3 separate regions of the Mus musculus genome follow, and all the other regions are linked to region 3. Evidence: chromatin loops called from intact Hi-C (ENCODE). Cell type or tissue: left cerebral cortex. All regions are shown on one strand. Links, peaks and the distances in the headings refer to the core of each region. The heading gives the core; the rest is flanking DNA. Region 1 holds the start of Shc3 (src homology 2 domain-containing transforming protein C3). Region 2 has its middle 27 kb from the start of 1700048B10Rik. Region 3 has its middle 21 kb from the start of Gm52049.

What was found. Hi-C counts contacts between places; a loop is a spot of excess contacts. Peaks named below come from ENCODE experiments on the same cell type or tissue, not always from the same donor. Only the 100,000 strongest peaks of a DNase experiment are listed, where the experiment ranks them.
Region 1: a loop joins it to region 3, with 6 times the contacts of the local background. A loop is called at or near these places in 10 of 42 quality-filtered maps.
Region 2: a loop joins it to region 3, with 6 times the contacts of the local background. A loop is called at or near these places in 32 of 42 quality-filtered maps.

What each region holds. Positions count from the first base shown.
Region 1 is chr13:51,562,549-51,573,276 of GRCm38, forward strand. Shc3 (src homology 2 domain-containing transforming protein C3) reads right to left here and starts at 6,903. Exons shown (of 12, transcript NM_009167.5): 1 at 4,423-6,903. The coding sequence starts at 4,896. In left cerebral cortex, for the core only: a CTCF peak has its summit at 3,925; DNase peaks (open chromatin) are centred at 3,291, 3,642, 3,991, 5,167 and 5 more places; H3K4me3 peaks cover 4,946 bases; H3K27ac peaks cover 4,181 bases.
Region 2 is chr13:50,955,843-50,966,570 of GRCm38, forward strand. No RefSeq gene overlaps it. Among named protein-coding and RNA genes, the nearest start is that of 1700048B10Rik, 27 kb to the left of the region's middle. In left cerebral cortex, for the core only: no CTCF peak of the experiment used is centred there; a DNase peak (open chromatin) is centred at 5,143.
Region 3 is chr13:51,612,967-51,623,694 of GRCm38, forward strand. No RefSeq gene overlaps it. Among named protein-coding and RNA genes, the nearest start is that of Gm52049, 21 kb to the right of the region's middle. In left cerebral cortex, for the core only: CTCF peaks have their summits at 3,969 and 5,195 (motif pointing left); DNase peaks (open chromatin) are centred at 3,044, 3,892 and 5,086.

The sequences.
Region 1 (10,728 bases), core at 2,860-7,859, 50 kb before region 3:
TTAATGAATAAAACAGATGACTCACAAACTCCAGATGTCACTAGATTCATAAACCAGAGAAAAATGATTTTAAAAGCATTTTTTAAAAAAACTTAGCTCTAGAAGAAAACCAGTCCCAACATACCAAGGAAAACTCCCTCCTTGTCAGTTGGTAAAACCTCCTCTACGCCTGGGGAGTCAGTGGTAGAACTCTAACTGAGCATGTGTGTGGCCCTGGGGTCAATTCCCAATAATGACATTTCCATAGAGACCCTATCATTTTCACCCCAGTAAAGAAATGATGGCACAAACTGATACAGAGGGGTCAGCAGGATCTATGAGCAGCCCAGGCTGCCAGCTCCCTGGGTGCACCACAGTGTGCACCGCTCAGTGCAAGGACCTCAGCCGTTCTTCTCTGTTTGATCTTATTTTGGTAGTTTGCACTTGGGACTGCCCTAAATGGGATCACATCTCAGCACATCAACCCCTCTCAGCCTTTTAAAATGTGGTTCGAAAGAGCCTTTCTTTTGATGACCATGTTGGGGCCAGCGGCTGGCCTGATGCAGACCACAGTCTCACAGCCCACAACTGTTGTCTCTGCAGCCACCAAGCAGTTCCAAAACCAGGCCTTAGACCTGCTTGTCTGCAACGGCTCTTCGGTGCCGGGCTCAGACCAGCTTTCCTGTCTAAGGTCTCCCTCACTGGAACTAGGAAAGAGAAGAAGGAGCAGCCTGAGAGAGCCCCATGCCAGCCACTCTCACAACACAGGTGGGGAGCCACAGAACTGTTCTCCTTTATCTCCAGCCATCTCCAGCGACCCTTACATCCAAATAGAGAGCAAGCTTTAGATTGGCACATCATGACAGTTCATGGTTCTCAGCTGTCAGGGTTTCCGTTCTGTCTATCCGGGGCATGGCTTGTTGTTCATTCTCTATTATGATACCACAATTAAGCATGTATCTGGAATACTTAGAGGGTGTCTTAGTCAAGGTTTCTATTCCTGCACAAACATCATGACCAAGAAGCAAGTTGGGGAGGAAAGGGTTTATTCGGCTTACACTTCCATACTGCTGTTCATCAACAAAGGAAGTCAGGACTGGAACTCAAGCAGGTCAGAAAGCAGGAGCTGATGCAGAGGCCATGGAGGGATGTTCTTTACTGGCTTGCCTCACCTGGCTTGCTCTGCCTGCTCTCTTATAGAACCCAAGACTACCAGCCCAGAGATGGTCCCACCCACAAGGGGCCTTTCCCCCTTGATCACTAATTGAGAAAATGTCTTACAGTTGGATCTCATGGAGGCATTTCCTCAACTGAAGCTCCTTTCTCTGTGGTAACTCCAGCTGTGTCAAGTTGACACAAAACTAGCCAGTACAGAGGTGTAACGTAGTGTTGCCACTGAGACCTGGCTGGCAAAGTCTAAAGCTGAGCCCTCCAGAGTGCATAAGCCCCCCACCCACCCTTATTGAACAGCAGGCTCAGGTTGTCATTAAGTCCACAGAGTGCTTACCCAGGATGCTGGAAGCCCCAGGTATGATCCCCAGCACCAGGGGATCTCCAGGGACCAGACAGGGCTACTCACACCTGCAATCTCCATACAGAGGTGGAGGGAGACAGGAGGATCAGAAGTTCAAGGTCATCATTGACTATATAGTAAGTTCAAAGCCAGCCTGGGATACTAAGACCCTGTCTGGGCATGTAGGGAGAGGGGTGCTTTTTTATGGAAAGAAAGGGATAAACTAACAGCAGGCTCAAGGGTGGCAGAAAATATGGGTTAAATGTGCAGGGAGCTAGGAATCCTGTTGGTTGGGAACTTTTTTTAGTTTCCAGTTTCTCATACTTCTTCAACGTTAGCAGCTGCCCACAGAAACAAATCAAAACCCACCCAGCTTCAGTATCCACAGTGCCCTCTCAAGTAGATGAACTTGACGTGTCGGAGTTATCACTCCTGTATATGACATCCAGTTGCCACCTACCAGGAAGTACTTCTCATAGATCGGGTGTGATGATGCAGTGCTGGATTTTTCCAGAAATCTAGAAAACATCCGGGGCATTCTTTAACTTAGAAAAACAAGTGTATAGAAAGGAGTTGAGTCCTTTCACAAACTCTAAACCCTAGGGTTTTAGAACTGAGTTCCGGGTTTAAGATGCAGGCTTTTGAAGGTTCCAGAAGAACTCTTCGTTCATCAATAACACCATCAGATAAACACCACCGTAAGAAGTTTTTTTAGTTTTGTGGGGTTTTTTCAATAAAACTAGTCGGTTTTGAAGTCAACATGACAATGTGGGAAATCTGCTCACATGTGCCGACAGAGGGCCACGTGATTATGCACACAAGGACTGCAATTGTCCCTTAGTATCTGTTTGGCTTCCTTTCTGTGTGATCTCAAACTTCTCCGGAGATGCGGGGAACCACCCCTGGCTTTATGCTCACAGGAGCATAAACACTCACAGCTGCGGATAAACAACCAGGCCAATAACAACTGGGTCACTATAGTGTGGGTCACTGGTGCCTGCATCTCTATGTGTAGGTGCCTCTGGGGCACTGCTGTACCCTCTTCCTGGGGACACACATAGACTCTGAGTAGACCCAATCAGCTTTCTGGCCCTGGATATACGGCTGCTGACACTGGGATAACTCAAAACTGTCCCCACAGAGAGATCCCAGGCTAAGCAGGCTATCTTATCTTCCTATGTTGGTCCTGTGGCGTCATCTCACAAGGGCAAAGCCTTCATTAAAGTGATTTTTCTCCCTAAAATACCATTTTAATTTGTCTGGCTGAATATTCAAATTCCAGATTCACTGACCTACTGTTTGGGCACCGGTACAGCTGACACCAAGTCAAATGGTTCTTTTAAAGTATGGGTTTGAAAAAATGTCCCTCATTTTGAAAGCAACCCTCTACGTTCTATGGGGTGCGTACCCCAACAGCTCTACCCAAGCTCTATTTACCTATTTTTTAAAAGCTTAACAGAAACAAGCAGAAGAAGCAATTAGGAGACTACCAGAGGTAATGACTACATTCCAGGCACAGTTTAATCCCGAGGTTATCAGTGTTGGCTTTCCTTTGCTTATCGGGTTGGCTTTGCCCTTTGGGCCCTGGACGTATCAGTTAAATGATCAGCAGTCATCCTTTCCTGAGATACACGCAACAGGATGTGCGTATATTATGCTGATCTGTGCCCCCTTTGTGAAAGTATAGTGACAGTATATGTGATTTGTGTTCAGTAGCTGAGAGGACCAATTAAAAGCAAGCTGAAGAGAGGGAGGTCCTCGGCCACATTCCCTACATGCGTTTTATACAGTCAAAGATAATGTGCACCCCTTAGGGAATTTGGTTCCAAGCTGCCAAGATGCTACATTTTATCTGAAGAAGTGTCCTATGGAAGTTTTAAATTGGATCTGCAACTACCGCTTACAGGCCAGACGTCTGTCCCACAGGTTTGTTGACACAGGTGACTGAGAGAGCATCTACTTCAACCGAAAAAGCAGTGCCCTGGGGCAGAGCATTGGGGGGGGGGGGGCACGATGAAATGAGCCCCTGGTCTCTCTCCTGGCTCTCATCTGGGCAAAGCATGGCTGTGTCTGCTGCAGCTGGTCTGGCTGGAAGAAATGAGCACTTGGCAGATGGGCTGAGCTGTGCTGGGTACCTTATAGGCCTTGGCACGCTTGAGAGCTGCGGGGATTCTATCAATTACGTTGGGATCTTTAAAATTATTATCATTTTTTGTGTTACAAGAAAAGCTCCTTTCCCTCAGGTGGGTCCAAGAGCCACAACCTCATTCCCTCTTTAGTCCATGAAAAGGTAAGACTTTTATCATCCTGAAAAATAGTCTCAAATGCTCCCCATGGCTGTAAACCAAAACAGTTCAGAGCCAAAGAAAATCTTTCTGGGTAAGACGCTAAGAACCCATCTTTTATAGGAAGCAAGGCAGTGTCTCCTGCCCTGCCCTCTAGAAGCTGGTTGCTCTTGCTCTGGGGGGTAACTATGGCCCACCCCGCCGCCAGGGGAGGACACAGAAGTTGTGACATCGCTCATCGGGGAGAAGGCTGGCTGCCAGGCTTGACAAGTGTACCTCAAGTAGGCCAGACCATGATCTCAGGGATGGATTTCTAGGGAGAGAGGGACATCTGATGAAGCCAGGTGACCAAAGCATGCTTCAACAACGGTGCCTTGGGGAAAGCAGGCTCCATGCGAGGTGACCAGACAGTTCACCCTTTCCCCCCCACACAGAGCATTTCTAATTCTCTCCTTGCCCTGTCGAGCAAGAGAATGGCTAAGGAGGGCTTATTTCCTCACATCCAACTGTCGTCTGTGTTCCCTGGGGCTTGTCCCTGAACCCTGGGGCTTCAGAGAATGACATCTGTCCCCAGCCCTGACTTCCTCCTCCCCACCGCACCCTGTCTCCGAGACCCCCACCCAGCAGTGTGCTCGGGTTACCCACCTTGACCACATAGGTGACTCCCGGCCCCAGCACCTGATCGCTGGTGTGCGGCGCGCCCCGAGGGGGCCTGGGCAGTGGCTCGTCGCCGGCCCGGCTCTTCCTGGTGGCACTCATGCTGGCGGCCGGGGCGCGGGACCCGGGGGTCGCGCTGCCGCCGTCCGGGGCCGCCAGGCTGGGCGCGCTGCAGCTGCCCGAGAGCCGCGCTCCTGCCCGCTCCCGGGCGGCCGACGACAGGCCACGCAGGCCGGAGCTGGAGAGTTTCAAGTGGGACACCTTGTGGAGCAGGTGGCCCAGGCTGCCGGGCCCATCGTCCGGCGCCTTGCGCAGCGCCTCGCCCGACACCAGGTAGGGGCTCGCCGCGGGCTCCGCCGAGACCTTGCCGCCGCTGCCGCTCACCGACAGGCTGTGGAGAAGGTCATCGACCGATGTCACCGAGTCATTCCTGAAGCGGTTGTACTTGGTGCGTGGAAGCATGCCCCTCCGTGGGCTCGCCGCATCCACCCGGGCGCTGCTGCTGCCGGCCCTGGCGCGGACTGCCGCGCATAGCACACGAGCCGCGGTCCCCCGAGCGGGACGAGGAGCCCGAGTCCCAGGACAGCCTTTCCGGAGAGGGACAGCCGAGGCCGACGACCGAGCCCTTTTCACCGTTACAAGGCAGCAGAGCAGCAGCCACGCAGCGCGGGCCCTGGAGACCGAGGGTTGGGGTGGAACGCTTGCCTTGCAAAAGTCATAGTTGCGGCTGATGGAGCGAGCGGCCAGCTGCACGGGGCTGCTCCCAGCAAAAGCGTGACTCACTCTGAGGAGACCCTTCTCAACAAAGGCTCGGTGAGCTCCGCAAATCACTTCCTGTAGCAAAAAGAGAGAGAAGAAAACGACATCCACCCGCTGACAGCAACTACAGCCAATCAGTTCTCAAATTTCCTTTTTCTACCTTCGCAGATATTTCCTTCCAGTCTTTGCCTTTTCACCTACCCCCTCCCCATCCCGCATCTGTGCCAAAGGTAAATCCAGTCCCGTCAAATGATCTCTTGAACTTTCCGCAACCCATTATTCCGTGCAATGGCTTGCTCTTCCCTTGCTCAGCTCATGTGGATGAAGCCCAGAAGTGTCTGACAGGGATGCGTTCAAATGTGACGAAGGCTTTTAAAGAAGTCTTCAAGGCGAATCCTGATGAATCCTGATTTTGGAAAGTAGCAAGAATTTTAAGTAGGAAAAAAAAAAAGAGGGGGGACCCTTCACCAGCAGATGAATATTTAAGAAAGAAAGAAAAAAACCTGTCAGTTTCCTGTGGTTTGCTTTTCTTGTTCAGATCAGCAGAGCAGCCATGTATCTGTGGCGGTGCAATTCCTGTACCAATTCACGAAAAAAAAAAAAAATCAGCACAGAAATTTCTTCTCAGTACAGCTCAGAGGGGGTCTTCCCTAATAATTTACAGCAGTCAGCAGCCGTACTCAGCTAGGGTTCAGTTGAAAAATCTACTTCAAAAAAAAACCTGCATCTCTGCTGAGCGGCAACAGGCTCCAGAAATCCATGCCAAAAAAAGAGAGAGAGAGAGAAAGAGGGCCGCGTTTTGAGTTTTATTCCAAGTGAATGTGTTTCAGCCCTGGAAGCATGCCTTAGTAGCATTACCAATCCGTTTCAATGTCCCTTCAGTTGCTGCTTGCAGCCCTGCAGTCAGGCAGGAAAAAAAATGCGGCTGCTCTAACTGTCCATCAAATCCACAGCAAGAATGGCCTCTTCCTTGCGAGTCGGGCCCAGGCTTGCAGTGACACGCACAGGCCTTCTTCCTGACGCTTGGGAGAATAGGACATCGACAGCCTCCCCGAGGGTCTGACCAAGATTCTGAGACCCACTGAGCCCTTCCTCGGTGGCCTCTACCAGGTGGCCTCATGTGTTAAGACAGATAACCTGCACCACCGAGAAGTCAATCGCTGTCAAAGTTTCCTGGTAACTTCTGTGCAAGCGAATGCATTTGCCTTCTAGCACACTAGCAGGTCACCCTGAGTCTTCTCACGCCCAGGGCTGATCTCGGGAGGCAGTGCGGTTCCCAGGCTTTCTGGGAGCCCCAGGAAGGGAGTTTAGGGAGAGCCACCCGTGGCGGCCGTGCAAGTGAGGCCGGTTCCAGAGGACGAAAAAGCGCAGAGCCGCCAGGCCCGCCCTGGCGCAGCAAACACGTCCCCACCGCTCTCCAACCGCGCGGCAGCCCTAGCTGAACAGCCACCCCGCACTCTCTTTTCTCCCTTCCTCTAGCTCGCATAGCAACAGCAGATGCGCACCCCACGGACGATTTCGATGGTGATTGGAGTCCCCCTCCAATCTGAAGCAAGTCAGCCCCACCATTCCCAAACCGTGGTCTTCTTCATTAGAAGCAGACAAAAAGAAAAAAAGAAAAAGGAAAAAAAAAAAAAACAGACCGAATGTGAATGAGATGCTGTTTGTGTGAATGAAAGGGCCGGCGAGCGAGCCAGCGTTTCTGTGAATGGAGCGGGTCCTTGCAGCCGGTGCCAGGCAATCCCCTGGGCTCAGGCGGCTTCAGCCAATGAGAGGCTGAGCCGATGACTCATTCAACAAAGGCTCGCTCAATAGTGGAAGATTCCATTTCAATCAAGGGCGGGATCTTTTATCCAACAGCAGTGTGGGAAAAAAAAAGAGAAAGAAAAAAAAAAAAATAACACCACCCAGATTGATTACAAAAATTCTGGGAGGAAGAAACAAGCCGGTATAGAGAGATGGGGAAAATTAGTTTTATAAGGGTGTTGGAGACTATCGGGTCAGTTCCGGGTGAAGCAGGACCACTCTCTGGGAGGTGAGCTGTACCCAAACTTTCATTCACTGGTTCTTCTACCTCACAGAGCAGCCATGAATGTACCAGCTTTTATTATGAATGCACACAGAAGACCCAGTCAAAGGCTAGCCTCTTCCCCATGAAGTCTTTCCTAATAAAGGAATAAAGAAGACCTATGCAAGCTAAGTCTCCAGAGCAGCGGAGGGGATCCCAAAGCTACATCATTTAACCCTTTAGCCAACAAGGAGACTTTGGATTCTATTATGAGGCCAACGGAGGGAGCCGACTGAGAAAATATGAATGGCGGTGTAAATTTACATACAACAATTAGACTCGTTGGTGTTAGACGTTAATATACCAAGAATATCATATAGTACAGCTAGAGCTGCTGTTAGCTGGAAAGTGATACGAATATTTTGGTGTACAGGAAAAAAGAAAATAAATTAAAGAGCCCAAATGCGTCAGATGGAATTCCACAGCCCCTGCAGGGGAACTCTGCTCACGTGCCTGTCCCAGGAGAGCCCTTTGTTCGCCCTAGGGAGCCTGGCTGTCGCTTATTTTAGGCATGATCCCCCAAAGCCCAAGCTCTGGGCTGTCAACTCGAAACAAACTGGCACCAGTGAGAACGAGGATAGATAATTCTAGATGCCATGTTCAAAGTCTGCGCTATGCTGTGACTATCACGTGTTCACTGGATGCTTATGTTGAAGTCTAATCCTGGCCACCTTTCTTTCAAAAGGTGAAAGCTTAGTCTGTGTCATTTAGGGGAGGGGCTTCTGGGACAGGACTGGGATTAGGTCATCAGAGTAGAGGAGCAATAGCCCAGTCTGTAAAATGCTTTATCTTGCAAGCAAGAGGACCTGAATTCAATCCTCAAAAACTCAACATTTAAAAAAACAAAACCAAAAATACTAACAGACAAACAAATAAATGGGCTGACGACCCAGTGTTACACAGCCAGCCAGCCCAACCCCTCAGCAAGTTTTAAGCCAAGAAGAGACCTTATTTCAAACAAACAAGATGGGGTCAGCAAGATTGCTATCAACCTTGATGATTGGAATTTAGTCCCCAGGAGCCACACAGTGGAGATGATGTTGTCCTCTGACCCCCTACACATGTGCTCTAACATGCATCTAATGAAAAGCTATTTTTAAAGAAAACATGGCTGTCATCCAAGAAATGAGAGTGGAGGCCATACTCTGTCCTCCACATGCAGGTATGGCACACTTCCACACAAGCACACACAAGGATGCACCTGCACACATATAACCACATAGAAGTAGAGAGTCTGAACACACACACTCGTGTGTGCACACAGGCATACGTGTTCCCAGTCTCTCACCGTCTTAAGCCCTGAGCCACCTCAGACTCTGCTAGCAAGAATCCCAAGAATTTGGTCTCTCAGCTGTACCAGACTAAGGAGCAGAGGTAAATTATCTTTATTCATAACTCACTTAGTTTATTGGACTGTGTTATTAACCAGAGATATGGATGGAAATCCTATAACAATGCCAAGAAAGTGCCTTGCCTGGGCAGCTGACATTGAGAACTGCTCACCCCTGACCACCTGTAGCCAGGCATCTTCCACTGAGAGGAGTGCAAGGCAAAGTCCACATTTCCTACCTGGAGGATTCACCTGAGTCAAGTCCTGTTCATCAGAGTGGAGAGTCTAATCAGGTGAGGAAGGGAATAAGTGCATGGGAGTGGCCAGCTTAGGGTTAGGAGCCTTCTGTGTAGAGGCATCAAGTGCAGAGGTTGAAACCCGGGAATTCCAAATTGTCTAGATGAGATATAAAAAGGGTGGTCAGATATGGGGTAGGTGGTACATGCTTCTGATCCCAGCATTTGGGCAGTTGAAGCAGGACATTTGAGGGCTCTAGTGGGACAGTCTGGGTTACATGGTGAGATTTCATCTCGAAAACAAACAAAACAGCCAGAAATTGTAGGATAAGCATAAATCCCGAGCCATCTGAGGAACTGCCCTCACCAACCAGGCACACCTACTGCAAGTCCAGCTTACATCCTGTTTTGCATAAAGGAAGCCAAGGGTCACTGGGGCTACACAATGTGCAGTGACCACATCTTCTATCTTCATGGCCACACACAACCCTGCCTCAGAGAGGTAGGTGTGGTGTACAGTGTCCAGTGGGGCTTCTCCCTTCGGGCAGTGCTCATTCATCATTAACGACAATGTTGCCAGTGGACTGAGAGACAAAAAGGTTCAGACTTTCTAGAAGATAGAAGATGGGCTATATTACAAAGAGAGGCTAGGGAGATGGCCAGTCAGTGAGATGGCTGACAATACACCCAGAACCCACAGAAAAAGCCAGGCGCGGTAGTGTGTACCTGAAGTCCTCATGCTGAGAACAAAGATCCCAGAAGCTCCATAGTCAGTCCTATCCAAACAATGAGCTCTGCTTTCATGACAGATGCTGTCTCAAAAATTAAGGTGGAGCTCAGGGATTGAGAGCACTGGCTGCTTTCCCGGGGGACCACAGTTAGATTACCAGCACCCACATGGTGGCTCACAACTGTCTGGGATTCTGACTCCAGGGAAGTTGATGCCCTCTTCTGGATCCTTCCGCACTAGGGCTCACACATGCCGTCGAAACATCAGTATCCATAAAACAAAAATAAGAAAGGGAGAGAGTGATAAAGACATCTTCCTGCAGTCACACGCACGCACACACATGAAAACACACACAAACACATATGCATGCCAAAAGCATAAACACAAATATTAAGATGTAATAGAGTATAACGGAGGTGAAGCTATTGTGTCTTACAGTGTAAAAGAGGAGACCAGAATGGAAGCAAGTAGGGAGCAGGGACAAGGGAGAGAGAGTGGACCAACTGACCCTCCCTGGGGAGGATGGAAGTGATTGACAGCTCTTTCAAGGTCCAGGTATGAAACAGAAATCTTCCTCAGGAGGCAAATGCAGAGGACAGCATTAAAATCAGACTCGTGGAGATGGCCTCAGGTCATCCAAAAAGAAGGAGAGACACCAGAAATTCGCAAGAACCAAAATCCTTGGTGGACCAATGAGCTTATCCCAGTCATTTGTTGGAGTATGGGTGAGGGTTTACTTACGGGAGCATAGACAATTCAAAGGCAACTATGTTACCAAAAGCCCTACCCCAGCAGGAACAACTTATGAAAGCCATATTCCCCAGGAACTTGCAGGCCACCCCACTGAACAGTCTCCCGCTAGCAACTGCCTACTGCTTTGACAGCCTTGAGACTGTATGAGTTTTACAGGTCTCTGAGTCTTCTTTCATTAACTTCCCCCAACCCCCATCTCTGGGAGGACGTATTTAAACTAGGAGGAAATAACCACACAGTGGGATTGCAGGCTTTGGGTTGGCTTTCCTGGTAGATGTTTATCAGACCAGCACAAATAGATAGATAGATAGATAGATAGATAGATAGATAGATAGATAGATAGATAGATAGATAGATAGATAGATGATAGATGGATAGATAGATAGATAGATAGATAGATAGATAGATAGATAGATAG
Region 2 (10,728 bases), core at 2,739-7,738, 660 kb before region 3:
GCTCTCAAGGGGCTGGAGTTGGCCAGAAAGCAACCAGGAGTGTGCACACAGCATATACATACAGTTCATTTTATGTGTATGTGACCGAATATACCTACACACACCAACACATGCAGGAGCCCTCAGAGGTCAGAAGAGTCAGCAGATCCTCTGAAACTGGAGGTACGAACAATCCGGAGTCACCGTGTGTTGCTGAGCACCGAGCCCAGGTCCTCTGCAAGGGTAGGAAGTTCTCTTAACTGCTCAACCATCTCTGTGGGCGAGGCTCCGTTTACACTGGCATCCACAAGAGCATGAGGTCTTGGTGCGTGATAGAAAGGAGTAATCTGAGGCAGAAAATGGAGATTTTTGAAAGGAGAACAGAATCGATTCAAGTCTTTAAACCGTCGTGCTTGTGAGGAAAAAGCTGCGGTAGAAAAAAAATCGGGTTTCGTTTTTTCTTCCTTTTTGTGATTGGAAAGCATTTTATTCCGAGCACAGGTAAGCACTCCTAATGTTTCCCATGTGCTAATCTCGCTATCATTTCATAATGTCTCTTAGGTACAAACTTGCCACGTTTAATTTTTTGTGCTTTGGGACTTCCCGTGAAAAATATCACGTTAATTTTATTTATAAATAGGAATTAATGCTTAGATATGATCATAATCTAGAAGGATAAGTAGGAGCAAGAAGAATCGAATGTAAATCTGTTGCCTTTGCATGCTTACTGTGGCTTCCAGTTGGGTGTTTTGATGGAATTCCTGAGGACGTGAACCAGTGGCTCTCGGCTTCTCGTGCCTTTTCCTCCTGTCTGTCTGTTTTGTCTTATTCTGATGTATTAGTTTTTGTTCTGTTCTATAATTTACTTTATTTTACTACTATCCCTTAGGAGCCTGTTTATTTTCTAATGAGAGACAAAAGGGGAGTGGATCTAGACAGAAGGTGCAGTGGGGAGGAACTGGGAGGAGAGAGAGGAGAAACTGTAATCAGGATATATTAGATAAGGGGGGAAATCTATTTTCTTTTTTTAAAGATTTATTTATTTATTTATTTATTTATTTATTTATTTATTATATGTAAGTACACTATAGTTGTCTTCAGACACACCTGAAAAGGGTGTCAGATCTTATTACAGGTGTCTGTGAGCCACCACGTGGTTGCTGGGAATTGAACTCAGGACCTTCGGAAGAGCAGTCAGTGCTCTTAACCGCTGAGCCATCTCTCCAGCCCCAAAAATCTATTTTCGATAAAAGAAAAAAATGGAATCTTTTTTCCAGCTTGTGGGGTATGCATTCAGACTCAGGAATAAGAGAGGGATCGTGGAATGGGGGGACAGAAAGTTAAAAATGCTCCGGCCCTAGGCAAATACCTTTGACTTGCTCTCCACAGCCTTGCTTGGGACGTCTTTAGGGAAACACTTTACCTGTGCAGGCAATATCCGTTGTTTAGTTGGTTGGTTGGTTGGTTGGTTGGTTGAGACAAGGTCTCATTGTATATAGCCTTGGCTATCCTGGAACTTGTCACAGAGATCCATCTGCCTCTGCCCAAAGGCTGGGATTAAAGGTATTTGTAATAAGCCAAGCCTTCCTTGCTCAAATGAGCTAGAAGGTCTTGACTGAATCAGCAGGAAGAGCAACCTAGATCTGTGGGTGTGTGCTCTCTTTCCCTTCCCCTGCCCCCTTAACTGCCCATCATTTGTCCTACCTCAGGAGGCTGGGTTTTTTTTTTTTTTTTTTTTTTTTTTTGAGACAGAGTTTCTCTGTGTAGCCCTGACTGTCCTGGAACTCACTCTGTAGACCAGGCTGGCCTTGAACGCAGAAATCCGCCTGCCTCTGCCTCCCAAGTGCAGGGATTAAAGGCGTGTGCCACCACTGCCCAGCTCCACTTTGATTTTTATGTGTGCAAGTGTCTGCACGTGCGCGCATGCGGTGGCATTAGCATGGTGGTCCGAGGACAAAGTGGAGGCTGTTCATCCTTCCGTCCTGTGTGTCCCTAGAGTCAGCCCCAGTCCCTCAGTCTTAGCAGCAAGTGTCTTTACCCACTGAGGCATCTCCTCGACCCTGTTTTGTTTTTTGAGACAGGGTCTCAATGTAGCTCAGGCCTTCCACGGACCCTCTGTGTAGCAGGGGGAAGCTTTGAATTTCTGATCCCCCTGCCTCTTTTTCCCCAAGAGCTTAGGCTCCATGCCTGGCTTGGGATGGATAAAACTGAGTCCTCCTGTGAGTTAGCTCGTAGCTGCGAGACAATTAGGGAAAGTCCAAAGGATGACTGCTGGGCACACCCGGAAGACAGTTGTTCCAGGAATGTAGAGAACACAACTGTTCCACAGCCTGCTCACTAGCAAGTGCTCAGCGACTGACCGGAGAATCTATCTTCATGCTGCTCCGTCTCAGAGTAAAACCAGGACTGCCTCCAGCAGCAGACGAGGCTCTAACCCTGGTCTGCCACTCACTCGCTTCCTCATCTCCTTTCAACGGCAGTTCCTCCTCCCCCACCGCACAATGTCCCTTCACTTAGGGTAGACACTGGCAGATATGATACCTGTCCTTCTGACTCATTTAATTCCAGACAGGTGCCTACGTGTTTTCTCTGCAAAATGGGGAGGGGAGGAATCAATGTGGGTCTGCCATGATTCACGGAAGCCAGACGCGATTTCCTTTCAGGCTATGACTCATCTGAAAATGCGGCGAGAACCTTGACCTTCATGCACTGGCTGTGATTTTAAAAGCACGGTCACTTTCTGCCTGCTTTGAAGATGAATTTAACTCCAGACTCCATCAAGTGTGACTTTTCGTTCCAGGGGGAAACTCCCTGGAAGGTCCGAGGGTAACACAGTTGCAATGGCTCTGCTAAGGGAAAAGTTATTTCAAGCACAAGTGGCTCAACTCTCAGCTGCTCCAGGCTTCAGTGGAGTTGTGCTGACTGCTCTCCTCATAAAGTCTCAGGTTCTCCGTGTATAAAACAAGTGCTTCAACAACCATCTCTGTTTCCTTCAGCCTTCTCTGCATGTCTATAATTTGCTTACTAATTTTCTTTTTAAAATATTTTAAAAGTAAAAGAACATAGATTTTTATTGTTTTATTTTTAAGTGTGTATGTGTGTGTCTTTGTGTGGGCATGTGCACACATGAAGATGCCACTGGATGCCAGAGGCATCAGACCTCTCTGGATCTGGGAATCATGGGCAGTTATCCCGACATAAGCATTGGGAACCAAAGCCATGTCTTCTGAAAGAGCAGGGAGTGCTCTCAACTACTGAGCCAGCTCCCAGTGCCACACCTCTTTATTTTGTACTGAGATTTGAACCCAGGGGCTTGTGTCTGCTGGGCAAGCATTCTGCCACTGAGCTAAAGCCACAGCCTAATATTTTTTAATTAATGTACTTGGAATGTGTTAGGGACCTTTTGAGAACAAAGAAAAGACAACATGACTTAATTAGTGTCTGGGTACTTAAAACTGCAGTGTTCTTGCATTCCTTCAGCCTCAGTATAATGGCAACATTGATGTAGCCTTAGTGTTACAGTAACCCCATAGCCATAGAATCGCCAGTGAAAATACTGTTGCCATATAAGCTGCTCCCTAGCAAAGAGTTTCAGTGTCCTGTTTCTCTGAACAAGAATCCTATAACAAAAGCACACATTCAAATAAATGAGAGAGAAGAAGACAAACAGACACAGAGACAGAGAGAGGCAGAGAGGCAAAGAGAGACAGAGACAGACACACACACACACACACATATATATATACACACACATATACATATATATATATATATATTGTATATATTCAAGATCTGTATGGGGAAAACTGAAGGAAATCAGAGAAAAGATAGTCCATGTTCAAGGATAAGACTTGACGTTGTTAAGACATTCCTCCCAACTTGATCTAGAAGATCCAGTGCGATCCCAGAAGTCGACTTCTTCATGAATATTTACAAACTGATTCGACGACTTTATATGGAAAACCAAAGAAGACCAGAGCAGCCAACACAATATTGAGGAGGGACAGAGCCAGAGTACTGACTCAGCTTCAAGCCTTTGTATGAGGCTCCAGTAATGAAGACATCACGGAATGGATGACAAGATGAATGAATGAATGAATGAATGAATGAATGAATGAATGAATGAATGAATAAATGAAGATACAGAGAGAGCACCTGTCAGGGGTGTTCTCATACACATAGCCAGCTGCAGCAAAGCAGACACAGTGAAGAAAGGGACAACACACCAGACAGGACTAGACATGGTCACCACACAGTTTGTGTTACACTGTTAATATAATATAATAGTTAATATTAAAATGAATCACAGACTTAAAACTAAATGTAAAGCACAAAGCTAAAAATTGTATAAAAGATAACACAGGAAAAACAAACCTAAATGATCTTAGACTTGGTAATAAGTTTTGAGATACAATTCATAAAAGGAAAAACTGGTAAATGGGTGTCATTAAAGATTTCTGGGGAGTCTTCCACTTTGGCCTTTGGATGAAGAAGTAGAACTCTCAGCTCTGCTTGCGCCATGCCTGCCTGGATACTGCCATGCTCCCACCTTGATGATAATGGACTGATCCTCTAAACCTGTAAGCCAGCCCCAATTGTTGTTTTTATAAGGAAAAAACAAGATTTCTGGGGCCTAGGAGACTGCTCCTCTGGTAAAGCCTTGTATGTGTTGAGTTTGGATCCTCCAGGACCCAGTGCCTGTCATCTCAGGGATGATGCAATGAGAAACAGAAAGAAAAGGTCCCCGAAGCTGGGGGCCAGTTAGTCTGGTTTATGTGGCAAAGTCACAGGCCTCTGACAGACCCTGTGTCAAAGGAAAGGTGGGTGACACCTTAGGACTGACCCCCTAGGTTCTCCTCTGACCTTCACATGTGCACCATATACACATAAGCACACATGTGCACCATACATACATAAGCACACACATCCTTTAAAAATTAAAGACTTCTTGTCTAAGGGAGAAACTATTAAAGAATGAAAGAGAAGCTACAGATAAGGTTGCATGGGGCAGCGGGATTGCCAAGCACCACCTCATAAAGTCTTCAGATCTGAATCACCCAAGAACCCTGCAAATGTCTCGGTATTAAAACAAACCGAAATTACAGTAGCAAGCCATCTGACTAGACATCTCACCAGAGAAGAAGCGGAGGCAGAAAACGAACAGATGAGCAAAAAAAAACGTACACTAAGCAGCTACAAGACAACAGTTGAGCCCTGGTAAAAGAGCCCGGATCCCAAACACAGATGACACCAAACCCTGGCAAAGATAGCAGCTGACTCATTCGGTGCTAGTGCGAATGTGAACAGGTGTGGCTACTTGGGGAGACCATGAGGAAGAAGTGCCTCAGAAAGTTGAATACCACCCTTGCCCCAGCACTCCTTGGTGATGAAACAAAGAGTTGAAAGGCTCCAGATAAGTTCACGCGCAGCGGTTTCCTTCGTTGTCAGCATGGAGAAACGACCAAGATGTCCCATACTAGATGAATGAGACTCAAAAGGAAAGAAAGCCGGTGTGTCTGCCCAGTTACTCAGCTGTGAAGGGGAATGAGCTAAACCAGCACAAAAAGACATGAGCTGAGAGCCCTGGAGAGGCACAGCCCTGAGAGGCAGAGGGAGCTTAGGAGAGTTAGAGGCCAACGTGGTCTAGACAGTAAATTCCAGGATAGCCAGGGCTATGTAGATTCTGTCTGAAAACAAAACAAGTATGCAAAACCAACAAAGTCTTCCGCCATTGGGAGGGGGGAACAGTCTGAAAAGGTTACTTACATCTGAGTTCTCCTGCATGGTATTTTGGAAAAGGCTCCAGAGTCTATTAAAAAAAAAAATGTCAGTGTTTTATCAGGATTTGGAGGGCTGGAGAGATGGCTCAGCGGTTAAGAGCACTGACTGCTCTTCTGAAGGTCCTGAGTTCAAATCCCAGCAACCACATGGTGGCTCGCAACCATCCGTATTGAGATCTGACACCCTCCTCATGTGTGTCTGAAGATAGCTACAGTGTACTTATGTATAATAATAAATAAGTCTTTGGGCCAGGGGGTCGGGACAAGAGAACAAGTGTATCCTGTGCAGTTGGGACAACCAACCTTGTTTACTGAAGTGAAAACACGTGACTTGATATTTAAATATAAATAAATAAATAAGGATTTGGAGAACACCAAAGAAGGCAGGAAGGATGAACACTGGGGGCCAAGAGACAGTTAAGGTAGCGACACCCTCCTGTGGCGTTGTCATGGTGAGACTGTGGTTTTGTGTGTGCACCAAAATACCAGAGAACACAAGCGTGAGCCCGAGAGATGCTATGGGCTTCAGTTATGAAAGCAGACAGGGACTGCGTGGTTTCCCACGGGGCTGTGCCCCAATAAGCTTATTGTAGAAAATAGTGTTCAGTCACAAGTCTGCTACACCGGATCTGCTCTCTGCATTGATGACTGTACCTTGGCAGTGAGCAAGGATGGACATCTGTCCCACTCACCATCTGCAAAGGCCACCAGTGAACATGAACACTCACGCTTGTCACCGGTCTCCCATCAGCTATTTCTATTGAGCTTACAGGCTTACAAGACTGTTTTCCCAACCAGGGATTGATAAATGTGGTCTTCGGGTCTGTGCCTTCTCTTTCTTCCTTTAGCAGTTTTTTGTTTGTTTGTTTGTTTGTTTGTTTGTTTGAAACCAAAGTGTTATCATGAAATGCGCTCCTGCTTATCCACCTTTCCTCTTTCGGGTCACACTTCGGGGCCTAGGTCTAAGAATTCTTTTTTTTGTTTGTTTGTTTGTTTTTGTTTTTGTTTTTCGAGACAGGGTTTCTCTGTGTAGCCCTGGCTGTCCTGGAACTCACTTTGTAGACCAGGCTGGCCTCGAACTCAGAAATCCGCCTGCCTCTGCCTCCCCAGTGCTGGGATTAAAGGCGTGTGCCACCACGCCCGGCTGGTCTAAGAATTCTTAAGCCCAAAGTCAAATGCTTTCTCCTATGTTTCCATTCTCATTTACATGTGTGGCCTCTTATGGTTAGATTTTTATTCCTTCTCTCGGTCCATCCACCTCCCCCCTTCCTTCCTTCCTTTCTTCCTCCCTTCCTCCCTTCCTCCCTCCCTTCCTCCCTCCCTTCCTCCCTTCCTCCCTTCCTCCCTTCCTTCCTCCCTCCCTTTCTTCCTCCCTTCCTCCCTTCCTTCCTCCCTCCCTTCCTTCCTCCCTTCCTTCCTCCCTCCCTCCCTTCCTCCCTTCCTCCCTCCCTTCCTCCCTCCCTTCCTTCCTTCCTTCCTCCCTCCCTTCCTTCCTCCCTTCCTTCCTCCCTCCCTCCCTTCCTCCCTTCCTCCCTCCCTTCCTCCCTCCCTTCCTCCCTCCCTTCCTCCCTCCCTTCCTTCCTTCCTTCCTCCCTCCCTTCCTCCCTCCCTTCCTTCCTTCCTCCCTTCCTTCCTCCCTCCCTTCCTTCCTTCCTTCCTCCCTCCCTTCCTCCTCCCTTCCTCCCTTCCTCCCTTCCTTCCTCCCTCCCTTCCTTCCTTCCTTCCTCCCTTCCTCCCTTCCTTCCTCCCTCCCTTCCTTCCTTCCTTCCTCCCTCCCTTCCTCCCTTCCTTCCTGTTATTTATATTTTAAGGACAGAGTCTCATATAACCCAGGCTGACCTTGAACTTCTGACACTCTTGCCACGCACGGCTGCCTAAGGACTGGGATTCCCAGCATGTGCCACCATAGTCAGTGTATGAATGCTGGGCTTGAACTGGGGGATTCATGCATGCTAGGCAAGCGCTTTACCAACTGAGCGTCACCTCCAGGCCCTAAGAATATCTTCTTATGACGTGTGTGTGTGTGTGTGTGTGTGTGTGTGTGTGTGTGTGTATCCCCAGCCCTTCTCTGTGTCTTATTCCTTTCTGTTTTGAGACAAAGTCTCACTCTGCAGCCCAGGCTGGCCTTGAACTGGTGATGCTTCAGCCACAGTCCCCACTGAAATCATAGACATGTTCTGGTCCCTCAGCATATTTAGCTTAATATATTAATATAACATATCTTGTCATGAATTTTGTTAAGCCTGTACTATTATATGGTCACTTAGCATATCTAAGCATACTCCTAAGAGGTGAGTGTCGGATCTTTTGTTGCATTCTCATTGGCCCCTAATGCACTGCACTTTTTCATTTTAGGTTTTTTTCGCCTCTGTTTTTCAGATCGTACATATTCTATTGCTTTCTCTGATTTCCCCTGACATATAATATACATTCTTCTATTGAGCCCATCCAGAGAGATTCTTTTGTTTCAAAGTTTAATCTTCAATTCTATCACTTCCTCTAGGCTCTGGTATGAGTGCTGTTTTCTTGCTAAAATCTGTTTCTTCATTTGTAAATCATAATTGGATTTACTCTTTTTAAAAAAATATTTTCTTTTTAAATCATGTATGCGTGTTTGTGTGCACTTGCATATGCATACGTGCAGATCCATGAGAAGGCCAGAAGAGGGCGCCATGTCCACAGAAGTCGGAGTTTCCGGTGTCTGCGCTGCTCTGCGTAGGTGCTGGGATGCAGGTCCTCTGCAGAAGCAGCAAGTTCTCTTAACTGCTATATTTACCATGTACTGTCACTTTCGTGATGGCTTCTTTAAGATCGTTGCCAGACAATTCCAGTATCTGATTCTTCCTGGCAGCAGAACCTGATTTCTTTTTTCCAGTTGTAATTGTCCCCGGTTCTGTTATGACAGCTGTATTTTTATTAGATCCTGGATGAGCGGATGTTATCAGGAGACCCTTAAGTCCTCTCTGTTAGCAGGCAGTATCTCTGCTCATGTTTAGTGAGCAGCTCATCTGGGATAACTGTCACGGGCTGACGGTCCAATGGCAGCAGCAGCCCCAAGCCTTTGCAAGCAATCGAAGCTGAGTTGGTGCTGTGAGAGCCAAGCTGGAGGCTAGTGTGGGAATACAGATTTCAGGCATGAGATGTCAGTGTCAGGAAAGCTGCGGGTGTGATTGCCCACAAGAAATGGCTTTATTCACAAGCCTGATAACTTGAGTTCAATCCCCAGAACCCATGGCAAAAAGCCAGATGTGGAATTCATCTGTCATTCCAGCACTCCTCGTTTGAGGTGGGAGGCAGTGACAGGAGATCAGCTAAAAGCCCGAACGTCAGCTAGCCTGAAATATGCAAGCAAGAAAAAACAAGAAAGACCCTGCCTCAACAAGGTAAGAGGAGCCATCTTCTAAATGGTGTCCTCTCACCTCTGCATATGCTTCATCGTACATGGTAGCCACATTCACATTCACACATATGTAGGGAGCCATTCCGGACTTCCTGGTCAGCAGGATGGAAGTCTGCTCCAGGTAGTAAACAAGCCCATGTTTGGTGGATGGCCCGCCCTTAATCCCTGATTGGCTGAGAAAGCCTGCCTGGTGAGGTGATGTGACCTGTGGTAATTGGTGGGGGCGTGGTTGTGGCTGGAGAGGAGAAAAACACTTGTAACTAGAGAGGCAGGGGATTTGAAGTAAGTAGCTGTCTGAGTAAACTGCTTAAAGAAGAACCGGTGTTTGCATCTTTCTTGCTGGTCGAGTGGGACTCGACACACATATATACATCATGCACACGAATAGCCATGATGATGAGAATGATGGTGATGATGAGAATGATAGTAATAATAATGAACTTTTTAAAAAATATATACCCAGAAGAGTGCAGAAGTTTGGGACAGTCAAGGCCATCAGAGCTCCCAAGAGCAGAGCCCAACACCTGTTCATGTCTAACGAATGAAACCCATAGGCAACAATGAATGTGAAAGGCAAAGAATTATGTTAAGCAACAGGGAGAGCCTCCTGAGACCATGAAGCCATTCAAAGATGACTGTTACTAGAGCTCCACTCAGCCAAAGGGGTCTCAAGAAAAGGTTGTAACTGTGTAGCTCTTGCTTGGGGTTAAAGGATGGGCTTTGCAGAAAGGAGGGAACCACAGGGAGAGCAGCCAGAGGCTGTCAATCAGCCTGCTGCCACCTGCGTGCATCTGTGGGTTTCCAGTAAATGGGATGCCTTTAGTTAGAGTCCCAAGTGGTTGTCACCAAGCAACAACCTGTGTGCTCAGCAGGAGGCGCCGTCAGGGTTAGGAGCTCACTTGACTACCTGGTGGGGTCCAGCTAACTCCTGGCCTCACCAGAAAACACCCCTCCCCCACCCCTCACCTCCTGCTGGCACTAAGTCTTGCCATTTTTGGTGGGAGCAGGACTCTGCTTGGTCCCTACGGCTACCTGCTCATTTTGGAGGTGGCTGGGGACACCAGGCTAAGCAAGAGGAAACTCTTCTTGATTCTACTGCTCAGCTGTTTCTGTCTCAGGGGTGCATACTGTGGTCCTTGTGTGTAGGAGGTACAAACAGAAATATTTTAAAAACGAAAACTCAACTTCTGTTCAGAAAATAAAATTCTTCATTGTTATTTTTTTAATTAATCTTATTTTATATTTTATGTGTATGACTATTTTTTCAGAGGCCTGTCTATGTACCATGTGAGGACCTGGTCCCTGGGGAGGTCAGAAGAAGGTACTGGACTCCTCAGAACCGAAGTTATCGACAGTTGTGGTTACTGGTAATCAAACCCAGGTCCGTTGTGCCCACCCCACCCCCCTCACCTTCATGCATGAACAACAAGCGCTCATAACCAATTATCTTTCTCCCCAACCACCTCCCTTCGTTCTTCCCACCCTCTGGGGAAATTAGTTTTATATTTTTTTTCTCTGTTTTAGGTCATGATGTCACGTCCTGTTATGACCTGCCCTCGTCCTCGGGGA
Region 3 (10,728 bases), core at 2,671-7,670:
GGGTCACATGGGTTCGATGCTACCCTGGGCTAAACTTCTATTTTTCCAAGGATGTGTGTTTCTGAGGTTTACTTAAACATAATTGGCAAAAATTGTATATGCTTAGACTGTGCAATGCCATGTTTTGATGGGTGTGCGTGTACATTCTGAAATAATTGCCTGTCATCGCATCCATTGCTTCCCGTGGTTGCTGTCTCTTTGTCTGTGGTAAGAACATCTAAGATAGCCTCCCTCAGTCATGTTCAAATGCACAGTCCAGCGGGCACCAGCTACAGACAGACATCTGGACATTAGGTATCCAGGATGCACTCATCTTGCATAGCTGGAACTGAACCGCCTTCAGTCCCAGCCTCATCCCTCCTCCCCCGAGCTCCCATTCTACTCTCTGCTCTCTTGAGCCAATATATTTTGATGGCTATATAACCAAGGTCCTGTATCTTTTCTGTGTCTGGCTCATTTAGCTTAGCACCATGCTCACCACACTTAGCCATGGCTTCATACATGGAATGGTTTCTCCATTTTCAAGGCTGAGTAATATTTCACGAGATATTTTCTCATGCAGTCGTCGATTGACACATACATTGACTCACATGTCTAGACAGGAATAACTCTATGAGTGAACACAGGTTGAAGGGATCAGATCCCCAAATTTATTTTCTTGGAGCTTTCTGGGTCACATAGCAATTCCTTTTTTAACTTTGTAAGGATTCTTCCCAGTTTTATATAATGGTATAATGGTGCGGAAAAGTTGGTTTCTTCACCAACATTTGGTATCTGCCATGTCCCCCATCAGGCTTAGTTCCTCTGTGGCCTCAAAAAGAAAGAAGTCTCATTAGACACATTTTCTGCATGTATTAGGATAACCACCAATGATATTTACTCTCTGTGGTGTCATATGTAAAGCCAAGTTATTTATTCCAGAAGTTTCCTTTTTCTTAATATAGGCAGACGTCACTGGTAATTCCCCTCTCTGAAGTTGCATCCTTTAAGATGTGGTTTCATTTTTGCTCACCTCATACCGTTTTTTCTTTCCTTCCCGGGATCTTCTACCCTTAGGATGCTCAAGAGTCTGTGGCCCACCCTTGAGAGGCTCCCTCTTGTTGGTGATCTCGTTTCTATTTTGACCAGAAAAGATATATGATAAGTACTCAAGCTTCTCTTCTGTTCTTATTTTTGTTGAAACAGTGTCTCACTCTGTAGCCCAGGATGACCTAGAATGCACCGTGTAGCCCAGGCTGACCTTAAACTTCTAGCAACCCTCCTGCATCACCCTCCCATGTGTTGGGACTACGGGTTACCAGCATTCAATCTTCTTAAACTTGCTACCAAAATCAATTTTTTGGCGTATGATCTGTCCTATGGTTTGCATCTGAGAAGCATACACATCCTGCTGCTGTTGGGCGAAATCTCTGTGTGTCAGGTCTGTGGGTCTGAGTGTTACAGTGTTATTCAAGTTCTTGTTGAGTTTTGTTTTGTTTTGTTTTGTTTTGTTTTGTTTTGTTTTGTTTTTCGAGACAGGGTTTCTCTGTGTAGCCCTGGCTGTCCTGGAACTCACTCTGTAGACCAGGCTGGCCTCGAACTCAGAAATCCGCCTGCCTCTGCCTCCCAAGTGCTGGGATTAAAGGTGTGCGCCACCACGCCCGGCTTTTTTTTTTTTTTTTTTTTTCCTCAATGATGTATCTATTTTGAAAGTGAGATGTTAAAGACTACTACTGTGAGCCATTGCTGTCTGTACGCTCCTTCAATTCTGCTGATATACTTGCTTTATACACTTCTGTACTGTTACGGTGAGTGCATCTGCCTGTATTCTTGTTTGCTCCACACATTGGCCATGGTCAAATGACCACTGTGCCTTATGGCAGATTTTTACTTAAAGCCTACTTTGCATAAGTATAGCCATTCCTGCTTCTGCTTGCAGGAAAGTCTTCCCCATCCAGCTTCTATGTCCTCAGAGCTGATGTGTGTGTGTGTGTGTGTGTGTGTGTGTGTGTATGTGTGTGTCATTGATTTCACAGTATTCCACTCTTCCCCTTATAGGACTTCTGCAGAGAAATCTGCTGATAGCCTTGTGAGGGTCCTGATGCAGGTGGCAGGAATCTTTTCTCTTGGTAATTTCTAAATTCTGTCTGACTTTTAATAAATTGACCACTATATATCTTAGTGTAATCTTATTTTAAAAGCTTTGAATTCACGAGCTTTGGTGTCCACATCTTTCTCAATAGTTGGGGATTTATCATTTGGAAGCTATTATTTCTTCAAGCAAGTTTTCTTCTGATCGATCTTTCTCTTTTCCTTGTGGAACTCCCAGAATGTCCATGCCGGCCCACACTGGGAAGTCTCAGAAATCTATAAGCTCCCTTCACTTGTTTTTATTCTGAATTTTCTTTTCTCTGACTAAAGGGAAAACTTCAAGTGGCCCTTTTCAAGATTACAGAATCGTTTTCCTGCTTAGTCAAGCCTGCTGTTGTACCTCTATCATGCTTCTAAGCTTACTCCATGCATTCCTCAGTTCCAAAACTTCTAGGATTTTTGGTTTTCTTTTTTGTTTTTAGGTTTCCACCTCTGCAGAACTTCTCATTCCATCCATGGAGAGTGGTCTCACAATGACCTCTGTGTGTTCCCTTACAGCTCACTGACATTTCTGATTTTCCGTGTTCTTGAAGCCTTGTGTTGCTACCGACACATCTGGAAAAGCAGGCGTGTCCAGTCATTACTGAATGGCTTTGAAAGAGACAGGCATCCACTACTCACCCGAGCTAGGGATTCTGGGAGTCCCTCTGGTCTTTTCTGTGACTTTATCCCTTTGGCTCACAGTTGGGAAATGCCTTGGAAATATAAACCTCATCTGAATCTCGTAAAGCTAAGCCAAGCTCTGAGTTGTTCCCTTTCCCTGGGACGGTGCCCTGAGTGTTCAAGGTTAGTAGCCTGCTCCCAGCTCGGCAAAGTCCAGCTGGTCGCCTGCATGTGCTTGGGGCAACAAACAAAGGCTTATGCACACTGTGTTGGACAACTCTTCGCTCACTTCCGTGATGCAATGACTAACAAAAGCAATGGAAGGAGGAGTTTATTCTGCTCACCGGCTGGTCCATCATACTGTGGAGATCCTAGAGGGGGTGCAAGACAGCTGGTCGCAGGGCAGCCACAGTCAGGAAACAGATGAACGCCAGTGCCCTCCTCACTCTCTCTTTTTTAAGTCTAGAATCCTAGCCCACGAGATGATGTCACACTCACTTGGGGTGGGTCTTCTTACCTCAACTAGCCCAATCTAGATAAGACACACCCAGAGGCTAACTTAACAAAGTCCCTCATAAGCACGCCCAGGAGGTAATCTATGTGACCCTATATGCCACCAAGTTGACTATCAGCGTTAGTTTATGGGAGACCACTAGCTATTGGGATGTATACAGAATTCCCCGAGACCCATCTAGACTTCTAGCAGGAGCAACTGCAGTGGTGGAGGGATGTGACTGACCTCTCAGAGCTTCCAAGGTATCTGGATGACCAATCATTCTTTGTTGGATTCGAGACCCTGTCATTATGAACCCCGCCCCTTCTCCCCCACCCCACCCCCTTTCCTGCCTAGCCCCAGGCTATTTACTCAGGAAGAGGCAAAGGGTTTGAGTAGACCAAAACAGAACCACGCCTGTTGGGCTCCCACGTGACCAGGAAACCAGGCATTCGTTGTGTTCTTGTTTTCCCTCCTTAGAGAAGTCACCGCAGGAGGATGCTCTTGTCACTGAGTTCTGCAGATGGGGACCGGCCTATGAGACAGTGAACCTGCCTCATCTACTCTCCTTGACAGGCTTGTTCCTCCCAACCCTCACCCCCTTCCTCTAATGAGGTATTGAAGCCTCTCTGCTGAGCTCCCCGGGCCTCCCACAAAGGCATCCGTATGCATGGGCGGTTGCCAAACTCAGTGTGCCTGTGGGATGCTGAGGGCTGCAGTCTCCTGCTGTGCCTATGTTGGCAGTGTCTCTCCGTGTGTTGGTTTGTGAGTCACGAGATGAATGGCTACTTTTTATTGGTGTCTTAATATTCTTCTTTGGTTCTTATTGCTTTAAGAACATAATGCATACACACATGCATAATTTACAGGATCCAGTTGTTAAGACATCAGACAGGTAGATTTTTCTTAGTGGGGAGTGGAGGTCAGTGCCTGCAAGCCCAGCACTTTGGCCACTAAGGCAGGAGGATCATGAGTTCAAGACCAACCTGGGCCACACTAACAGTTACGAGCTAGGTTGGGTTAGAATGAGACTGCATCTCAAACACAATAAAGCAAAAACACCCACAAAAAAAAAAAAAAACAAAAACAAAAAAACAAAAAAAAAAACCAAAACAAAAAAACAATTCCCTTTCTGTTTACCCAGGAAACTAAAGACTTTATACTTATCCTAAAATAACACACACACACCACACCACACCACACACACACACACACACACACACACACACACACACACACACATCTAAGTGAACAGACATTCTGTTAGCTGAAGCTCTATGGATTACAGTCTTACTGAGCCACTGAAATTCTGGAACACATCCAATTATAATGTGCCAACAAGCCAAAACTATTGTAAACTTTGTTAGATATTGATATTAAATGTGCATAATTCAGTGTTTGAAGAGCCCTTTTTCCTAGGAAGAACACACAATTTCCTGGTATCTTAAATACATAGTATTGTGACAAACGTACCTTCTTATTTTTCTGTTTTTCTGCCTGTTGGCTATGGTTGAGTGGTTTGTTGGTTGGTTGGTTTGTTTTGGATCTTTGGGCTTTATGGTTTGGGGGAGTCTTTTGGGGTTGTTTTGTTTATTTTGCCACCTTAAAAGCTGTTAGACAAGCCAATATGCAGGATAACCTGCCATGTCTTCTGCTTCCTGTCCTGCAGAATCTGGTTATTTTCTGCCACCCTAGCGTCCTTTAGCCAGTGATACTGGAGCTGGCTCCGCCCCATAGGAATCTTGTGAGCCTATGGCTATACACTTGGTAGGCTGGAATCTGACGCAGAGAAGGAATACTAACACTGGGGGTTAGTCCATGTTTCAGAAGAAGGAGGGAAGGGAGAGGGGAGAGAGAAGGGGGGGAGAGGAAGGAGGAGGGAGGGAAAGCGGGGTCATCCTAGTTCTAAAAGTGGGCTGCTGGTAAACACTAGGAGCAATACGCCCCCTTGTGGCTGTTTTCAGGATTGCAGGAGATGCGTGGCTAAAGATCAATTATTTCATCCCAAACACTTTTTATATAAGGCTTTAGAATAGTGTTGATGTTTTTATTGTTAAATATCACCTGACTGCCTAGGTTTTATTCAAAGGATCCAAGGAACATGGTTTGAATAGCATTACCAAGGATTGTAAATATCCATTGGTATAAGCTTTTTCTTGCAAAATTTCGTTTTTTAAGACTAGATTTTCTATAGTTTGCTGTGGCCATGTCAAAGGAAACAGCCTGACCCGAGGTCATCTGTGTCCTTCATGTGCACAGTGGTACCACAGAGGAACAAAAGCCCCTCGGCTCTGCATATTAAGTCAAATGACCTGAAGTCTCCATTCCATTTCACACACATGATAGACAGTTTCTTATTGTGTCAGAACCCCCCCCCCCCCCCAGGCACCCCGGTCCTGGCAAGCTAGCTGCGTTCTTCCTTCCCTGAAGCTCCTTGCCGTATAGTTCCAGGTGACAGTTCAAAGACTACATTGCAGTAGAGCCTCTGCTTCCGCAGGAGGTTAACCTTGTCAGGTTGACAAGATCTAGAATCACTAAGGAAAAAAGCCTTGGGGCATATGGGGGCGGGGGGGGGGGGTTTCCAGACTGGGTTAACCGAGGTGGGAAGGCTCAGTATGGAACGTGGCAGCTGCTACCGGATAGGTTGAGCTAGCGCTCCCTCTCGCTCCCCCCCTCACCTTCTACCTCCCCTCCCCTCCCCTCCTCCTCCCTCCCCTCTTCCTCCCCCCTCCTCTCCTCTCCTCTCTCTCTCTCTCTCTCTCTCTCTCTCTCTCTCTCTCTCTCTCTCTCTCTCTCTCTCTCTCTCTCTCTCAGCCACTTCTAGCTCCTACCACTTCCCCACTATTCTCTTGTGAACCAAAACAAATCCTTCCTTCCTTAAGCTGCTTGGTTCAGGCATTTTGTTACAGCAGCAAGAAAAGTGAGCTATCTAACACACCATGCAGCTGTTCTAAACCAGTATCCCCCACCCACCTGACCATTATGTCAAGCAGAGTGAAGGGAAGCCAGCCTCTCTCATCCTGCAGGAAAGTTATCCAGTCCCGGCAGAGCAGGACCTCACACAGAGTTCCTGAGTTAAGAGCACAGGCAGGGTTTCTTTATTTAGCCCTGGCTGTCCTGGAACTCACTTTGTAGACCAGGCTGGCCTCGAACTCAGAAATCCACCTGCCTCTGCCACCCAAGTGCTGGGATTAAAGGCGTGCACCACCATTGCCCCAGCTACCATTAACTTTCATGTATTACCTGGCATTGCCTTCTGGAATGACTTTGAAGAAGGGACTTAAATTTGTATAGCATTCTTTGTCTGGGAGGAAAAAAACAAAACCAGAACTCACAGAACAGACCCGCTTTGGCACATACATTTGTATTTGCAACACACTATTTCGAAGGATTATGCCTTTAATCCTCGCACTGGGGAGAGACAAGTGAATCTTCTGGTTCAGTCTATTTGGTATTCTGTAAGATTTGTGTACGTTTATCGGCATCTCCTTCTTTTGGTTAGGGACCAAGTTTTTTCTACAATTTTGTTGAAAATATTTTCTATGTCTTTGACCTGGGTTTCTTCTTCTTGCTTCTTCCTCTATTCCTATTATTCTATTTTTTTAAGATTTATTTATTTTTATTTATATGAGTACACTGTAGTTGTCTTCAGACACACACTAGAAGAGTACATCAGACTCCATCACAGATGGTTGTGAGCCACCATGTGGTTGCTGGGATTTGAACTCAGGACCTCTGGAAGAGCAGTCAGTGCTCTTAACCACTGAGCCATCTCTCCAGCCCTATTCCTATTATTCTTAGACTTGAACTTTTCATAGTGTCCTGAATTTCTGGATGTTTGTGTCAAGAGTTTTTAGATTTAACTTTTCTTTTCTTACCAAGTTATATCTTTCTTTTACCAGGTCTCCAGTGCCTGAAATTCTCTCTCTACCGCTTACATTGTGTTGGTGACGCCTCTGTGGTTCCTGTTTTGAGTTCCTATATTTTTATTTCCAGTTTGCCCTCAGTTTGGGTTTTCTTTACTGATTATATTTCTATTTTCAGGTCTTGAATAGTTTTATTTATTATTTCCTTCCATTGTTTATGTTTTCATAGATTTCTTTAGGGGATTTATTCATTTCCTCTTTATCCTTAAGGATCTCTATCAGATGCATCAAGGCTATTGTTAAGTTTTTTGTTTTTTTTTTTAATGAATGAATGAATGGATGGATGGATGAATATCAGGTCACTAGGGTAAAGGTTAACAACTGAACAGTCATTTATATCTGCTGGAAGGAAGAAAATCAGTTTTCTCCAACAGAGTGACACTGGTATGTCACACTCCAGGACTGGCCTTATGTTCAAGAATAGTTGACCAACATATAATTGGAGTCCACAGTTTTGTTTTATTTTGTTTTGTTTTGGTGTATTGTTTTATTTGGTTACAGTAAGGTGGGGCTTGCAGGGGGGAGTATTTTGTTCTTTTGATTTGGGAGGATATTGTTGTATTGGAGTTTTGGGTTTTTGTTTTTGTTTTTTTTTTTTTTTTTGAGAAAAAAAAAAAAAACATAAGGTTGGGTGGGTAGAGAGGAGGAAAGAATTTAGAAGTGATGTGCCAGGTGTCATTCATGAACCTCAAAACACCACCAAGCTCAGGCTTGGGTTCTCCTCCAACCCAACCCTGACATAGCAAGATAGGAAGAGAAGGCAGAGCAGCCTCGAGCCCTCAACAAGCCAGTTTTTTAAATGGGAAAGCAGGAGCAAGTGAGGGGGTGAGGGATGGGGTGTCCAGTCTGACAAGCATCTAATAGAATGGCTATAAGTCGACCGGTGGATGCTCTGAAGCACATATGCAATCACAAACAGTCTGAGAGTACATCTGAAACAACCAGACGAATTTTAACTGTTCAACTAACTTTGACTATTGCTAGGAAGTAGCTTTGGAGCAACTCTGGCCAAGGACAAGCTGCAGAGTCCTTCCTGGTATGTGAGTGCAGTGTGGGTTCTGCTACAGGTCAAGTTCTCAGGCTTTTCTTCTTTAAGAGGGAGGCCAGTCTCGAGATGGAGTAGGTTTGACCTCTCAGAAGAACCTAGAGGAGGGGAAATATGATCTTTTTTTGTTTGTTTGTTTTTTGGTTTTTTTTTTGTTTGTTTGTTTTGGTTTTTCGAGACAGGGTTTCTCTGTATAGCCCTGGCTGTCCTGGAGCTCACTTTGTAGACCAGGCTGGCCTCGAACTCAGAAATCCGCCTGCCTCTGCCTCCTGAGTGCTGGGATTAAAGACGTGCGCCACCACGCCCGGCGATCAAAATATTTTTAATCCAAACTGTTTTAGGGCTGGCGAGATGGCTCAGCCGGAAGAGCACTGACTGCTCTTCCAGAGGTCCTGAGTTCAAATCCCAGAAGCCACATAGTAGCTCACAGCCATCCATAGTGAGATCTGATGCCCTCTTCTGGTGCATCTGAAGACAGCAACAGTGTACTTATATATAATAAATAAATTTTTTTTTAAAAAAATAAAGAAGATAAATAAGGAAGCTTTAGGAGATTACAAATTTTGTATATAATAAAACTTTGAAAATGGTATACACACATATAATAGTAATTTCAATGAACTAAAACGAGAGAGGAGGGAGGGAAGGAGAGAAGAAGGAGAGACTAGCTCTGGAAGTGGGGTTATTCCTCTCCCATTTCAGACCCAAGCATATTTCACACAAAGTGTCCCCCAAGGACATGCCCCCGAACTCCGAGACAGAGAACAGCAAAACAGCCTGAAAATTCGAAGTTCACCCTTGAGGAACCTGGAAGGTGAACCACTTCCAACAGAAGTTGCTATTGTTTACCCTATGATGTAACAGTACCTGTGGTGGGAACCAGAACTGGAAGCTTAGCCCTGGGACACTCAGCCATGGGAGTGAAAGCTCCGTTAGGAACTCCAAGAGACTGCCTCAGCTTCCCCACTCAGTGCCTGCTTGATGTTGTGAGCACCCAACTTGATAATGTCATCCTTATCTGCTCTTTCACTTAGGAGCCCCATCCTAGAAATCACTTTACTCTGGGAACTCTGGGATTATATTGGGAACTCCAGGATTATATTGGGAACTCCAGCTGGCTGGCTTAAGAGCCCAGACTTGGCTTGTTTTGATGATCTGTTACTATCTATCTATCTATCTATCTATCTATCTATCTATCTATCTATCTATCTATCTATCTATCTAGATATCTATCTATCTAGATATCTATCTATCTATCTAGATATCTAGATATCTATCTACCCATCAGTCATCTATCATTTGCTGTTTTGTTTTTTGTTTGTTTTTTACTTTGGCTTGCTATATACTTAAAAAAAAAATCTCTGATTCAAAACCAGGCATTTGGCTATTGTAAATCATTCTCTGGACTAAAGACTTGTAAATTAGAAAGGGACTAAGTAGTCATTAGCTTGCTTTTACCAGAATACAAGGGATTCAACATTTTAAAAGATATACTCTAAATCTCTATTGAGTGAAATTAAATGCAACCACAAGATATTGGACGTTACCCTCCAGTGAGGAGGACTTGTGTTCTATAAGTGTTGCTGAAGTCTTGGAGAGCAGCTAACCCTTCTGCCATGCCTGACACAGCTGATGCAGACACTGAGGCCAAGGACAGTGATGACAGTAGATTTTGTCACCTTGCTTACCCCCTTGATTCATTTTTCTTTTCATATGTGGAACGAATGTCGAAACTCTTGCTATCGTGGTTTTCAGTCTGAGAAATTCCATTCAAATTGACCTTCTACAATGTCCGTCAGAGCCACCTGAGATGGATGGGCTGCCTCAGCTGTTCTGTCTACACACACACACACACACACTCTTCTCTCTCTCTCTCTCTCTCTCTCTCTCTCTTTCTCTCTCTTTTAAAAGGTTTATTTATTTATTTTATGTATGTATGTGAGTACACTGTAGCTGTGTAGATGGTTGTGAGCCTTCATGTGGTTGTCGAGAATTGAATTTTAGGAACTCTGCTCACTCCGGTCAACTCAGCTCGCTCAGTCCCTGCTTGCTGCAGCCCAAAGATGTATTTATTATTATTATAAGTACACTATAGCTGACTTCAGTCACACCAGAAGAGGGCATCAGATCTCATGAGGGGTGGTTGTGAGCCACCATGTGGTTGCTGGGACTTGAACTCAGGACTCCTGGAAGAGCAGTCAGTGCTCTTAACCACTGAGCCACCTCTCCAGCTCAGGGGCCTGATTCTTGATCAGGGATTCCTTTTGAGGGGCTCAAGAGAAGGAGAATGTCTTAGGGTTTCATTGCTGTGACGAAACACCATGACTGTTAATCACTACTTTGGGAGAAAAGGGTTTGTTTGGCTAGCTCTTCCACATCACAGTCCATTTCAAAGGAATCAGAGCAGAAACTCAAACAGGGCAGGAACCTGAGGGCCAGAGCTGCTGCCGAGGCCAGAGAGAAGTGTCACTTACTGGCTCTCTCCTTATTGCCTCTTCAGCCTGCTTTCTTACGGAATCCAACCCCATTAG